2 separate regions of the Homo sapiens genome follow, and region 2 is linked to region 1. The links are chromatin contacts, found by Hi-C or POLR2A ChIA-PET in ENCODE. All regions are on one chromosome and are shown on one strand. Each heading gives the region's core, a stretch centred on a gene start or an enhancer-like site at or near the end of the contact. The rest is flanking DNA. Distances are from core to core; before and after follow the strand shown.

Region 1 (7,012 bases), core at 519-3,018:
GAGGATTACTTGTTACACAGCAATGCTGACTGATACAGTGTGCTACTTCTTGGAGAAACTTTTTAAGAACCACGTATTTCTTCACTGTGTTCTCTTTTTACTGTCCTATAGTCATTCCTGAAATAACCCATAGTTCCCAGCCAGTGGGACATCTCATTTTGCAACCAGGCAACAGTGCCAAAATACACTCATCCAGGCTCCTCTTTGGCAAGCGCTGGGGACTGAAAATCAGTGCCCTGGCCTCAAGGAGCTCACCTGCCAGCAAAGACAGACACATGTAAACAACACAATCAAATTACTACTTATTTTTATTACTAATAGATACATTGATTTCAGGTGCTGATCAGTGCAATGAAAATACAGCTGGAAGCTTGTTATGCCTTAAGGAAGTGAGCTTTTGGGAATCAGTTCACGGAGCCACTCCACGCTTTCTTTTTACATTGAAGGAAGAGAGGCCCACACAGAAGTCCCAAAACAGCAGCTCGTGTTTTGCACGGAATCCCATGAATTTCTGTCAGATCATGTCTCATAGAGCATTACTAAAACCAGGACAGAAAGACGCAGAACACTTCCGGGAGTCAGGCAGAGCAGACTGGGATTAGGATTCAGATGTGAACAGAAAGCAGCTGCAAGCTGATGTGGCTCAGCTCAATGCCCAGGTGGGCAGTGGGGGCAGGTGTTGGTGGGGAAGTGAGTTAGAGATGGCCCAGCTCAGCACTGCTGTGTTCTGCAGAGAGTTCAGAGTCCCCTCCCGTGCTTGTCAGAGAGCAGAAGCTTGCTGTCTCCCTGCGGGATTGTGGGATTTGGAGAACAGCCACCCCCATGAATCTCAGGTACAGGATGGTTTAAGAAGCACTGAGGCCAGACACAGTGGCTCTTGCCTGTAATCCTAGCGCTTTGGGAGGCTGAGGTGCAAGGATTGATTTAGCCCAGGGTTTCAAAACCAGCCTGGGCAACATAGTGAGACCCCCCATCAGTACAGAAAATAAAAAATTAGCCAGGCATGGTGGCACACGTCTGTAGTCCCCATTTCAGGAGGCTGAGCGATACAAAAAGTAGAAAATTAGCCAGGCGTGGCAGCACAGGCCTGTAGCCCCAGCTGCTTGGGAGGCTGAAGAGGGAGGATTGCTTGAGCTCAGGAGATCCAGGCTGCAGTGAGCTCTGATCACACCACCGCACTCCAGCCTGGGTGACAGAGTGAGACCCTGACTCCAAAAAAAAAAAAAAAAAAAAAAAGAGAAAAACCACTGAAACAGATAGACGAACAGTCTCTTAGCCTCTCAGCAAGAGGAAGCCAGGGAGTACAAACTTCTTAATCCTAAGGAAAAGAAAATGCTACTTAAACTAAATATCAAGAAGAGACAAATTCCCCTGTGCTTAAGAACACGACTTGGAAATGTTCTCTTTTTACCCAGCGTCATAAACAGAATGTGGGCTGGTGATGTGGCCATGTAGATCAGCCTCTCAAAGAATGAATTGTTTTCTTTCTCTTTTTTTTCCTTGTTTTTCACTTCTAAAATACTATGTTTCCTCTTTTGGTTAAATGACAGACTTGCTTTTAAGAAGAGCAGTCAAGGATGTAAAAATAGTGATTTCAAAGAAAGCTGGGAGAGAATCATCATTTACGTGTTTTTGTTTTTTCAATTTGGGAATAAACTCCCAGTGTGGGTGGGGAGTGTCTGGAGCCTGAGAGGGAACCTGGGTGTCTTCGGGAGCCAGTGCAGGGGCTGGTACTTTATTTTATGGGGACCTGTGGCCTGAGATGCGTTTTAGAGGTAACAGTGCCCCCTTCTGGTGCAAATGAATAAAGAGTTGAGGTTTCTGTAAGTATAATTTAGATATCCCCGTGGCAGAGTGGAGCTTTTAAACTCATTGTCTCTGGGGCAGAAATTATGCCTTGGCTGTTCCTCCCTCCAACCCCAGGGAGCCCCCCTGGGTCTCCTTTGAGGCATGCTCCTCTCTGAGGCATATGTGACCACACACACACACACACACACACGCGCGCGCACGCACGCAGCTCAGGGACCTGCAGAATTGCCAGAGATCATTGCAGTGAGTCAGGATTCCTCTGTCTTGACTTGGATCTTCATTCTTCAGCTTGAGCATATCCATGAGATTTTTTTTTAATCTGCAGAAAGCCAGAGTGCTCTGTGGAATCAAGCTGCCTGTGAAAGTGTTTCTTTTCTTTTCTTTTGCCTAAAACAAATTCCAACTAGCTGTCTTGTTTTAGGTAAGTTCCAACTAGCTGACTTCCATCTGGTCAGCTAGTTGTACAGTCATATGTGTACACATCCAGGGGCAGAAACATCTAGGATGTTGGTCCCTGGATGTGCGGGTCCCTGGATATATGTACACATGACCGTCTCTTTTGATGTATGTCAGGATGTGATCAGAATTAACACTTAAACCCCCACGGTCAGTACCACACCCCTTTCTCTGCCCCACTCCAGTCCCCTCAGGGGGTGCAGTTACACTTCCACTCCTGTCCTAGTGAATTCTCCTTGGCCTGGTGACCTGGGAGGGCCTCATTGGAGAACAAGAATATTGGACACTATCATGATCAACACTAGGGGAGAAGGGCCCAGACTCCAGAGCCAGTCAGCCTGGGTTCAAATCCTGTGCCTGAGGCCGGGCGCGGTGGGTCGTGCCTGTGATCCCAACCTTTTGGGAGGCCGAGGCCAGCGCAACACCTGAGGTCAGGAGTTCGAGATCAGCCTGGCCAACATGGTGAAACTCCATCTCTGCTAAAAATACAAAAATTAGCCAGGCATGGTGGCATGTGCCTTTATTCAGGAGGCTGAGGCATGAGAATTGCCTGAACCTGGGAGGCGGAGGTTGCAGTGAGCTGAGATGGTGTCACTGCACTCCAGCCTAGGCGACAGAGTGAGAGTGTCTCAAAACAAAAACAAATCCTGTGTCTGCCATTTGCTGGCGTGTGACCTTGGGCTGTTGATTTAACCTGTTTGGGATTCAATTTTCTCACATAGGGATGATGATCACAATATGTAATTCCTGGGATTTGTGTGACACACAGATGAGTTCCTCTATGCCACGTATTTAGAGCAGCGCTCAGCATAAAGGACTTCATGCACATTAACCATTATTCTAGCTTCTTGGCTTAAGGTATGAAGTTGCCAGATCTTCTCAGCTGTATGATTTCCTCAAGTCAAATCCTGGTTCCCATTGCCTTGAGAAGAGAGGGTGCCTCAGATCCCAGAAAAATCTGTAGGAGTTGGAGTGATCTAACGACAGCAAGGAGAGTGAATTTGGGGCATCACCCAGTTCTCCTTATAATCTTCAGGCCAGTCCTGCTCACTGCTGTCTGACTTTGTAGCCTGATTTTTCCAGATGAAGCTGCTCTTGTTGACCCAGGTCTCCCCCTTCTTCTTTAAGGTATATTGTATCTGTGGGATACAGACATAGTGCAGGACTGAGGCCATGCATTCTCCTTCCTAAGAGCTTCTTACTCCGGGTCTGTGGGTAGATTCCAGGGATTCTCAGACTCTCTCAGAAGTTGTATACAAAATTCTCTGGGCGGCCCGGCACAGTGGCTCACGCCTGTAATCCCAGCACTGTGGGAGGCTGAGGCAGGCGGATCACAAGTCAGGAGTTCGAGACCATCCTGGCCCATATGGTGAAACCCCATCTCTACTAAAAATACAAAATTAGCCGGGCGGGTGCTAATATTTGCTAATATTGGTGGCAGGTGCCTGTATTCCCAGCTATTCGGGAGGCTGAGGCAGGAGAATCGCGCTTGAACCCAGTGAGCCAAGATTGCACCACTGCACTCCAGCCTGGGCAACAGAGCGAGACTGTCTCAAAAAAAGAATTCTTTGTGCATTATATGTATGTTTTTGTAGCTCTACTCCACCGAGTTCAGCCCTTTTTATTGGACAACTTTCCTAGAGGTTAGAGTGCGTCTTTAGTACTTGTTGGGTGATGATGGGACAGAGAGGGGTGTGGAGGGGTTGAGGGATATAAGTTTGTAGCCACTTTCCAATTTTTCATCCTATCGTAGCTTCTCTTAGTAATCCAGAGTTAGCTTTCTAGTGGCTCAGGTGTATAGCTCTGGAATCATCAGTTAATACGTATTCACAGTTAAGGGGAATTTGTAGGGAAAAAAATGCCACATGCTGCTTCCCAGAGCTGAGGATTTTCATCAGCTCTTCTGAATTATTCACACTCCTCGTCCCTTTTTTAATGTAGATAACAAAGAGTTGGTAGCAATATAAGAGTGCGTGTTTGCCTTTTAAGGCTATAGTCAACATATAAAAAGAAAATGATGTGTTCCCTTGAGTACTTACTACTGTCTAGTAAACAGGGGACAGAGGTGCTTAAATAGGAGGAAGTGGGCTGGGCATGGTGGCTCACGCCTGTAATCACAGCACTTTGGGAGGCCGAGGTGGGCGCATCACAAGGTCAAGAGATCGAGACCATCCTGGCCAACATGGTGAGACCCCATCTCTACTAAAAATAAATTAGCCAGGCGTGGTGGCGCCTGCTTGTAGTCCCAGCTACTTGGGAGGCTGAGGCAGGAGAATCGCTTGAACCCGGAAGGCGGAAGTTTGCAGTGAGCGGAGATGGCACCACTGCACTCCAGCCTGATGGCAGAAGGAGACTGTCTCAAAAATAATAATAATAATAATAATAGGAGGAAGTTGGGGAGGCTTCCACCCCATCATCTTGGTCTGTCCTCAGTGGTCTGATGGGATGCAGGACCAGCTGTATAATTTGTGAGGCCTGGTGCAAAATGAAAGGTGGGGCTTCCTTTTTTTAAAGAAATGTGTTAGGAGTTTCAAAATGGTGATAGCAAGCCATTAAACCAAGCACAGGGTCTTCGTCAGCACAAGGCCCTTTAGATCCTGTGTCCCTAAAGCTGGCCCTGGTGAGACATAGGGATGTGGGCCTCTCCCCACATCCTCACACTATTTCAGCCCGCTGGATGTCTTGCCTGCCTTCGTCACACCAGGCACACATCTGCCTTGCCTGCTTTGTGCTTACTGTTTCCCCGCCTTTAAGCCTCTCTCCCCAGATAGCCCTAGCCCTCGCTCCTTCATTTCCTGCAGGTTTCTGCCCAGAGCTCACCTTAGCAGAGGGGCCTCCGCCATCAGTCTTCTCTCAAACAGCATCCCTCACACCCTCCCTGCATCCTCTGCAACAAACTCTCAGCTTTCACTATGGATTTATCTGTCTATCATTGATTGCTCTTCTCACGCTGGTGAAGCGCAGGCTCTTAGAGGGCCTGGACACGGTGGCGTTGCTCACTCCCGGACTCTGTGAAGCTGGCAAGGTGCCAGGCTGGTGCTGTGTGTGTGGAATACACAGGTGGGAGTGTTCTTTGCTAACTGGGGAAGGCAAGCCAAAGGGTGAGAGGCCAAGGGGAGGGTGAGGGGTGACTCTGGACTCGTCACCTCTCATCCTGATCTTGTCAGGCAGGAGCACCTTCTTCCTGCCAGTGTTCATCATTCTGGAAGCCTTTTGTAAGATCCAGGGCGCTGACCAGGGAACTTTCCATGCACCACCTTTTGGGCAGATTAAGTCCGGGGACTACTGCCTCCCCTGCCTGGGTTCTTCAGTGTATAAAATGAGGGGGTTTCTGGGGTAGCTTTTCTGGCTGTTTTCTCGTTGAATGTGTTGTTGATGAGTCCAGAGTTCTTGTTTAGCTCCAGTGTTCTGGGAAAGATCGTCCTGGCTGTCTATTTTCTGCTCCCTGTGAAAATGAGTTCATTCATTCAACAAACACATACCAAGTGCCAATCATGTGTCAGGTACGCTAACAGGCCCTCAGAATACAGCAGCAACAAACAGCAAGCAGACCCTCCGGAGTTTACCTTTTCATGGATGTGATGTCTGCAGGGATGAACAGTTTGTCATGGATAGATTTGCTGCTCTCTTTCTAGGTCTCTGTGCATCAATTTGCACTGGAAAAGCCACTTGCAATGCTGTAAAAGAAGGAGTATTTGGAGCGAAAGTCTAGGGACCTTCATTAAAATCTAGGTTTCTGGGCCTCAGCACCAACAAGTGTGGCTTTGGGGTCAAGAGCTTGCGGTCTGGAATCACATCATGCAGCATTCATTCTTTTTTGTTGTTTTTTATTTTTTATTTTTTTTTTTTTTAGCTACACCTGCTGAAATGGGAGGGGTTCATTCTTGGCTCTACTGTTTTCTGAGAACTTGAACAAATAAACTGCTCGATATCAATTTGTTTTTATTTTCAATAGCAAAATAAAGATAGGAACATTACGTGCCTGCGAGGAGATCCTTTACCTAAAGCGCTTAGCACAGTGCCTGGTTCATGCTGTTCACACAGTGCTGTGTGTTCATGTTATTGACAGCCTCAGTGACAGCCTCAGTGAGCTTAGGTCACTATCTTTGGGCCTTGGCTGTCCCCTTCTATCAAATGAAGTGATTGTTTCACCCCTTTATAGGTCCGTGTTTCTGACTCACTTTAATAGGACTGAAACTCGTGATTGTCTCTCCTCCACGTGTAGACTAGCCGACTAAAAGAAGGCTATATGATATATATATACACGTAGTTGTCCCTTCATATCCGTAGGGGCCTGGTTCCAGGAACCCCGTGGATACCAAAATGTAGCAATGCTCAAGTTCCTTATATTAAATGGGGTTGTATTTACATACAATCTATGCACATCTCCTGCATACTTTAAATCATCTCTAAATTACTTATAATACCTAGCACCATGTAAATAGTTATTATACTGTATGAATTTTTAAATTTTGTGTTACTTTCGTTTATTTTTATTTTCATTGTTTTTTCTTAGAATATTTTTGATCCACATTTGGATGAAGTCGCAAATGTAGAACCTGGAGATACAGAGGGCTGGCAGTATACACCTGTGATACATATGTGTGTGCATATGTCTATGAATATATATATACACACATATGCAGGCATAACTGTGCATCATCGTGTGTGTGTGTGTGTGTGTGTGGACACACATAGACTAGCCGACTGAAAGAAAGCTATGTGAGATGTATACACACACAGTCAT
Region 2 (6,287 bases), core at 2,159-4,658, 200 kb after region 1:
TAAGCAATGGCTAAACCTTTCAGATGATGGATGTCTTCTTCTACTAAAGAGGACTAAGAGTGGTTCTTGATCTGTAGAGTTGATGTGAGTCTTACATGAGAAAGAACCTGCAAAAGCTCTCCCCACTTTACCTGACCCAGTGAGTGCGTGATCCTTGAGCGTCACTTTAGGAAGTCCAAACCCTTTGTCTTACTAATTCAGAGACATGACTTGCTCAAGGTCGCATAGAAAATGAGTGTCAGAGATATCAGGTCTCGCTTTTCAGTTATCCCCATAATCTCACTCCTTAGTTTGCGCAACTGTGAACAGAAGTCTCTAAGGCCAGAGCACAGGATGCACTTGTACTCCCTCTGGATCCTCAGGTATAACCAGCCATCATTTCCAGCAGCTCAAAAAGTCAGTCTAGGCCACTGTCCTTAAAGATGAGGAGAAATAAATGCAAACTGCCTAACGGGCCATTTTCCCTTGGGTCCAAATTTCCCTCTGCCTCAGCTGGCTGCCCAAAGAAGCAGTTTAGCAAATGCATTTTATCTCAGGAGAAATCTGTCTTTTGTTTCTGTGCCTCCCTTGTCAGGAGCCCTCTGTTCCCTGTGGCAGTGGCCAGAGAGCAGAGTACAGTAGCATTCAGACCCTGTTAATGAAATACTCCCTCCGGCTCCATGGCTCCCCAGAGAAATTACCCAAACCCTGGGTGAAAAGGAGGCAGGTTTTGTTTTTGGCTTTTTTGTTGTTTGTTTTGGGGGGGGGGTTGTTTGTTTTTGGCTTTTTGTTTTTGTTTTTTTGGCTTTTTTTTTTTTTTTTTTTTTTTTTTTTTTGAGATGGAGTCTTGGTCTGTTGCCCAGACTGGAGTGCAATGACATGATCTCAGCTTACTGCAACCTCCACCTCCTGGGTTCAAGCTGTTCTGCCTTAGCCTCCCGAGTAGATGGGGTTACAGGCACCCACCACCACACCTGGCTAATTTTTGTATTTTTAGTAGAGATGGGGTTTCCCCACGTTGGCCAGGCTGGTCTCGAACTCCCGACCTCAGGTGATCCACCCGCCTCAGCTTCCCAAAGTATTGGGATTATAGGCGTGAGCCACCGCATCTGGCCAAGGAGGCAGTTTCTAAACTGCTAGAGTCTCCCCATTGAGATAACATTAGCCACGCAGTCAGGAATAAGCGAGCCTAAATTAGAATTTGAAAAGGTACATAATATAATCATAACCACATTGCTTAGGTTTGGGTAGCACTTTACAGTTCACAAAGCAGTTTTACGTGCATTAGCTCATTTGAGAAAATTGCAGGGAATTAGTTAACTACAGAAAAGTTTAAGAAGCCAATAAAATTCATCTGTGAATCCACCACTCAGAAAATCTTTGTTAACATTATAATGTGTTCCCTTCTTTTTTTGAGTGGGTTTTTCTTTTTCCTTTCGTCTTTTTCCTGCACTGGGACCACAGTTTTTTATGGCCTGCTTCGTTCATGGAACATTGTGTCTTCCACCATCTCATTTGATTCTCACCTCCATCTCCTGGGAAGAAGTAATTGTGTTGTGAAATGTCCCTGGTTTGAGGTCCGAAGACTGGATTCCCATCCTGGACTTCTTCTCGCTCACTGAAGCAGATTACTGAAAGCTCCTGAGCCTTAGTTTCCTCCTTTGTACAACAGATATGTGTGCTGAAGGATTAAATTGATGAAGCAATGCACCTGAAAACATTTAGCATTGCGCCAGTCACATAGTAGGTACCCAGTTAGTATTAGGTGGATCAAGGTGCAAAGCACCATGTAGAGGAGAAATGAACATGCAAGTTCAAGGATGGCTTCTGGTTGCCCCAGAGTCCTGTGGACAGGTACGTCTGACAGCATACCTTTCTTTCTTTCCTGTTTTGTTTTTGTTTTTTGTTGTTGTTTTTGTTTTTGATGGTGGTGGTTGTTTTTTGAGACAGAGCCTCACTCTGTCACCCAGGCTGGAGTGCAATGGCGTGATCTCGGCTCACTGCAACCATCCCCTCCCAGGTTCAAACGATTCTCCTGCCTCAGCCTCCCAAGTAGCTGGGACTAGAGGCGCACGCCACTGCACCCAGCTAATTTTTTGTATTTTTAGTAGAGACGGGGTTTCACGGTGTTAGCCAGAATGGTCTCGATCTCCTGACCTCATGATCCGCCTTCCTTCGCCTCCCAAAGTGCTGGGATTACAGGCATGAGCCACGGTGCCCGGCCACCTTTTTTTTCTACAATACCCACTGTGGTTGGTAAATGACAATATTCCCTAGATAATACCCTTTATACACTGCAGCAAGGGCTGCAAGTGAGCTTGGGATGTGGATGCCACCAAATCCCATTATTGGTACCATGAAGTTCAGAGCTGGAGGTGGCCTCTTCTCCAGGACTGCCCTAGTCCATCCCACTAGGGCAAGGTGTACTTTGGAAGTCCTCGGAGCATCTCCGTTGACCAGTACTCCCTCTCCTAACATACAGGGGCTGAGGACATCCAACAGAGGCTTGCTGAACATCCAAGATGGATCACATCAGCCACGCAGTCAGCAATAAGCAAGCCTAGGTTAGGATTTGAAAAGGTACATGATATAATCATAACCACATTGCTTAAGTTTCTGCAGCACTTTAGAGTTTACAAAACACTTGACATGCATTAGCTCATTTGAGAAAAATGCAGGGAATTAATTAACTACAGAAAAGTATAAAGAAGCCAATAAAATTCATCTGTGAATCCACCACTCAGAAAATCTTTGTTAACATTGGATATAGAACCTGGATATTGCTAGGTTCAGATGGTTCAGAAATGAAGGGGATACAGCTCCTGCTGTTAGGAGCTCACCATATGGATGCTTTTTAGAAAGTGGTTCCTGGAGCCATTTACCTGGGAATGTCTTTTTCCCCAACTCAAGGGTATGTACCTGTGTGTGCATATAAAGAGAAGGAGAGGCCAGACGCAGTAGCTCATGCCCGTAATCTCAGCACTTTGGGAGGCCGAGGCGGGTGGATCACCTGAGGTCAGGAGTTCAAGACCAGCCTGGCCAACATGGTGAAACTCTGTCTCTACTAAAAATACAAAAATTAGCTGGGCATGGTGGTGCGCACCTGTAATCCCAGCTACTAGGAAGGCTGAGGCAGGAGAATCGCTTGAACCCGGGAGGCAGAGGTTGCAGTGAGCCGAGATCGTGCCACTGTACTCCAACCTGGGCGACTGAGTGAGACTCCATCTTAGTCAATCAACCAGTCAGTCAGTAAAGGGGATGAGAAACCCCCATACATGCATGTGTTTCTCATTCTCCACTCACTAATGCCCATTTTCACATGGTGAGGACCAGCTACTTGTCTGAAGCCTCATCAAAGAAGGACCCATTTCTCCACACACATTTGCCTACCCACGCTCACACCCACGCATCACACACATTTCCACTGTCCTCTTCATTGAACTGGAAGCCCTTCATTCTTCTGAGCATATTAAAACAGAAACCAAAACCAAAGGAAAAAAAAGCCAACCCTGCTCTTGCAAAGAATTTTGTAGATGTTTAGTCTCCAGTGGAGGATAATTTCTTGTGCTCTTCTGCAGTGTGGGTGAGGGAGTTTAGGAGCATAGCAGTTGGTTACGTTTTCTGCCGGGAGGTAACATTATGGTTTATAGGCATATTTTAGGCCCTCAAGGGGAAAGCCAGGGGGACTCCCTCTAATATGTATGAATCAGAAGGGCCACCCTGGCTCATCCAGCCCCTACCATCCCTGCCCACCAGGATCTTGCCATACAGTCTCCTTCAGGTGAGGTTTGAGGACAAAAAGTATCCACATAGGTGTCTTCAGGGGCCCAGGTGTTTCCCTTTCCTGTGATAATCACTATGATAATAGGTGACATCTGTTGAATGTTTTCTTCAACCGCTGTTTTCTCTATATGCAGCATCTTTCAGAATCCTTCTATAACCTTCTGGGGTAGTGAGTTTTGTCGTCCTCATTTTACAGCTGAGGACCCTGAAGCTCAGAAAGGTTAGGTCACTCACCCACTTACCTGAGATGATCCAGGCAGAATGGGTTAGAACCAGTGTCCTTAGCCACTGTGCTGCATCTGCGTCTTCACATGAGGCCAAGCAGGCATCTTTCCTGAAGCAGCAGCATGGTGGTGGAGGGGCACAGACCCAGGTTTGACACCTCCACCCTTCTCAACTGTTGGATGAGGCTGCCAGTGACTCACCGGGGGCTCTGGGGAGGAGAGGAAATCACCTGTACCCAGCACCTTACGTGGAGCTTGGCACATGCTTGTTTGCTCTCCAAAAGCTTTTCAGCCGTCACAGACCCTTGGATGCAAATATTGAAGCAAATCATAGGCTGAAGAATGGGCTTATTGATCACCTTCTGTGCATATAATTAGAGGACACAAAAGGAAAATTGAAAGGATAGTCTTAACTTCACAGTGATTACAGGTTTTTTGTATACAGCAAATATTTTTCAGGCATGCAACACATGATATTAGCACCTGTCACAAGCCAGGCATGGTGCTCAGGACAATGGTAAAATGTCACAGTCTCACCGGGAAAGTTGCCGTTAAATAATTTCAGTTTAAGTTGACAAGTGCTTTAATGGAGTTACGAACTGAGTGCTCTTGGAGCGCAGAGAAGAAACGGATTGCTTCTACCCAGCAGGATCTGCAGAGGTCTCACAGAGCAGGTGCCATCTGGGCTGAATCTTGAAAGGTAAATGGAAGGTTTTTTAGGTGGAGGAGAGTGGAGTGAAGTGAGGGAGGGCATCCCCGAGAGGGAAGAGCATGGCACGGAACAAAGTCACGGAGGTGTGAGGGAAAGGCAGATTTGGGGAGCACACAGACCAATGATGAGGCCACAGAGTGTGGGGGTGATGGGTCAGAGAGAGCAGCCCGTAATTGTCAACAAGGAAATCTGGATTTAATCATACAGGTCAGAAGGAAGCAGTGGGGTCATAGATCTTAGATGGAATGAGAATTTCAGCTTCCTTGTCTTATATTAAACTGTTGGCATGGTGAGAATCTTCAAATAGGCAGGGACAGCAAATTGACTTGAAAAGCTGAATATCCCTAATTGCATCCTTTTAACGGTTAAAAATTTTAGAGATAGTTGACAGTGTCTCACAGATGATTGGATCTCAGCCAGTTTCCCAAGCTGCATTTGGAAATGTTCAAGTACATTTGGAGCATCACAGGGCTGTCTGGAGAATGCTATAAGCATTTGGTGGGCAGGAGCTCGGGAGGTTGATTGTCCTTCAATATGTGGTACAGGTCCCCATAATAAAAAAGTGCCCCCCACAAAATACCAATAGCACTCTATCAGTATCTATTGCTCAGAACCAGTAAGATCTCAGTGGCCTTCAAGAAGCATTTATTGGCCGGGCGCGGTAGCTCACGCCTGTAATCTCAACACTTTGGGAGGGTTCGGTGGGTGGACTGCCTGAGGTCAGGAGTTCAAGACCAGCCTGGCCAACATAGTGAAACCCTGTCTCTATTAAAAATACAGAAATTAGCCGGGCGTGGTGGTGAGTGCCTGTGATCACAGCTACTCGGGAGGCTGAGGCCAGAGAATCACTTGAACCCGGGAGGCAGAGGTTGCAGTGAGCTGAGATCGCGTCACTGCACTCCAGCCTGGGCAACAGAGCTAGACTCTGTCTCAAAAAAAATAAGTAGTATTTATTGAGGCAGCTGGGCCAGGCTGGCTTGCATGACTTTGGCAATTGGGGAGGAGCTGCTCTGCCCCAGATGTCTCATCTTCCAGCAAGCTAGCCTCGGCATCTTCTCATGGCAATGGTAGGGGTGCAAGAAACACTTTCTCTTGAGGTCTAGCCTCAAGACTGAGACAATATTACTTCCCCTGCTTTTTGTTAACAAAAATACATCATGATTCTAGCCCTTATTCAAGGCTAGAGAAATAAACTGTGCCGCTTTAGTAAGCACCACTGCAAAGGACAAGGATATCTGGGGTGGCGGGGAGTGGGGGAGAGAGAAGGAATTGGAGCAATTAATGCCATCATCTTCCATAGCACACATCTTGAGAAATAATGCCATCAAGTAATCTGTCAAGGCAATGGTCTTAACAGGTACAAAGCTCTACAGAAGCAAGTTAATATATTTTCTTATTGACTGCTACACTGTTGATTTGGTGATTTAAAAAAGTACACCTTCTTGGAAAAACATTCTATGGTATTCAGCTAGGTTGGTAACCCTTGCCATGTAAACTTTTGTCTGTATTCTATCGTGTGATAGACAAGGCTGATTTAACAGAAAAAAAAAAATGGAACCAGCCCTCCTGTGACCTTTGGCAAATTATCA

The links. Hi-C counts contacts between places; a loop is a spot of excess contacts on that map. ChIA-PET counts read pairs that join two places held with the same protein, here RNA polymerase II (POLR2A). Pooled maps may share reads with other maps.
Region 2: a loop to region 1 is called in a map with no recorded cell type, with 3 times the contacts of the local background. The contact joins two enhancer-like sites. A Hi-C loop is called at or near these places in 1 of 168 maps with a recorded cell type or tissue (stomach), 1 of 37 single-sample maps with no recorded cell type and 3 of 50 pooled maps. POLR2A ChIA-PET finds 5 or more read pairs at or near these places in 3 of 52 experiments (HepG2, WTC11 and activated naive CD4-positive, alpha-beta T cell).

The regions. Positions count from the first base shown.
Region 1 is chr22:33,514,223-33,521,234 of GRCh38, reverse strand. All of the region lies in intron 6 of LARGE1 (LARGE xylosyl- and glucuronyltransferase 1), which reads left to right. Among named protein-coding and RNA genes, the nearest start is that of MIR4764, 81 kb to the right of the region's middle. Within about 2 kb of position 1,768, at least 9 of the 41 ENCODE cell types and tissues checked have a DNase peak (open chromatin) inside an H3K27ac peak, as active enhancers do.
Region 2 is chr22:33,318,757-33,325,043 of GRCh38, reverse strand. The region is part of intron 10 of LARGE1 (LARGE xylosyl- and glucuronyltransferase 1); the gene reads left to right. Among named protein-coding and RNA genes, the nearest start is that of MIR4764, 110 kb to the left of the region's middle. RefSeq lists an enhancer at 3,420-3,549. Within about 2 kb of position 3,408, at least 2 of the 41 ENCODE cell types and tissues checked have a DNase peak (open chromatin) inside an H3K27ac peak, as active enhancers do.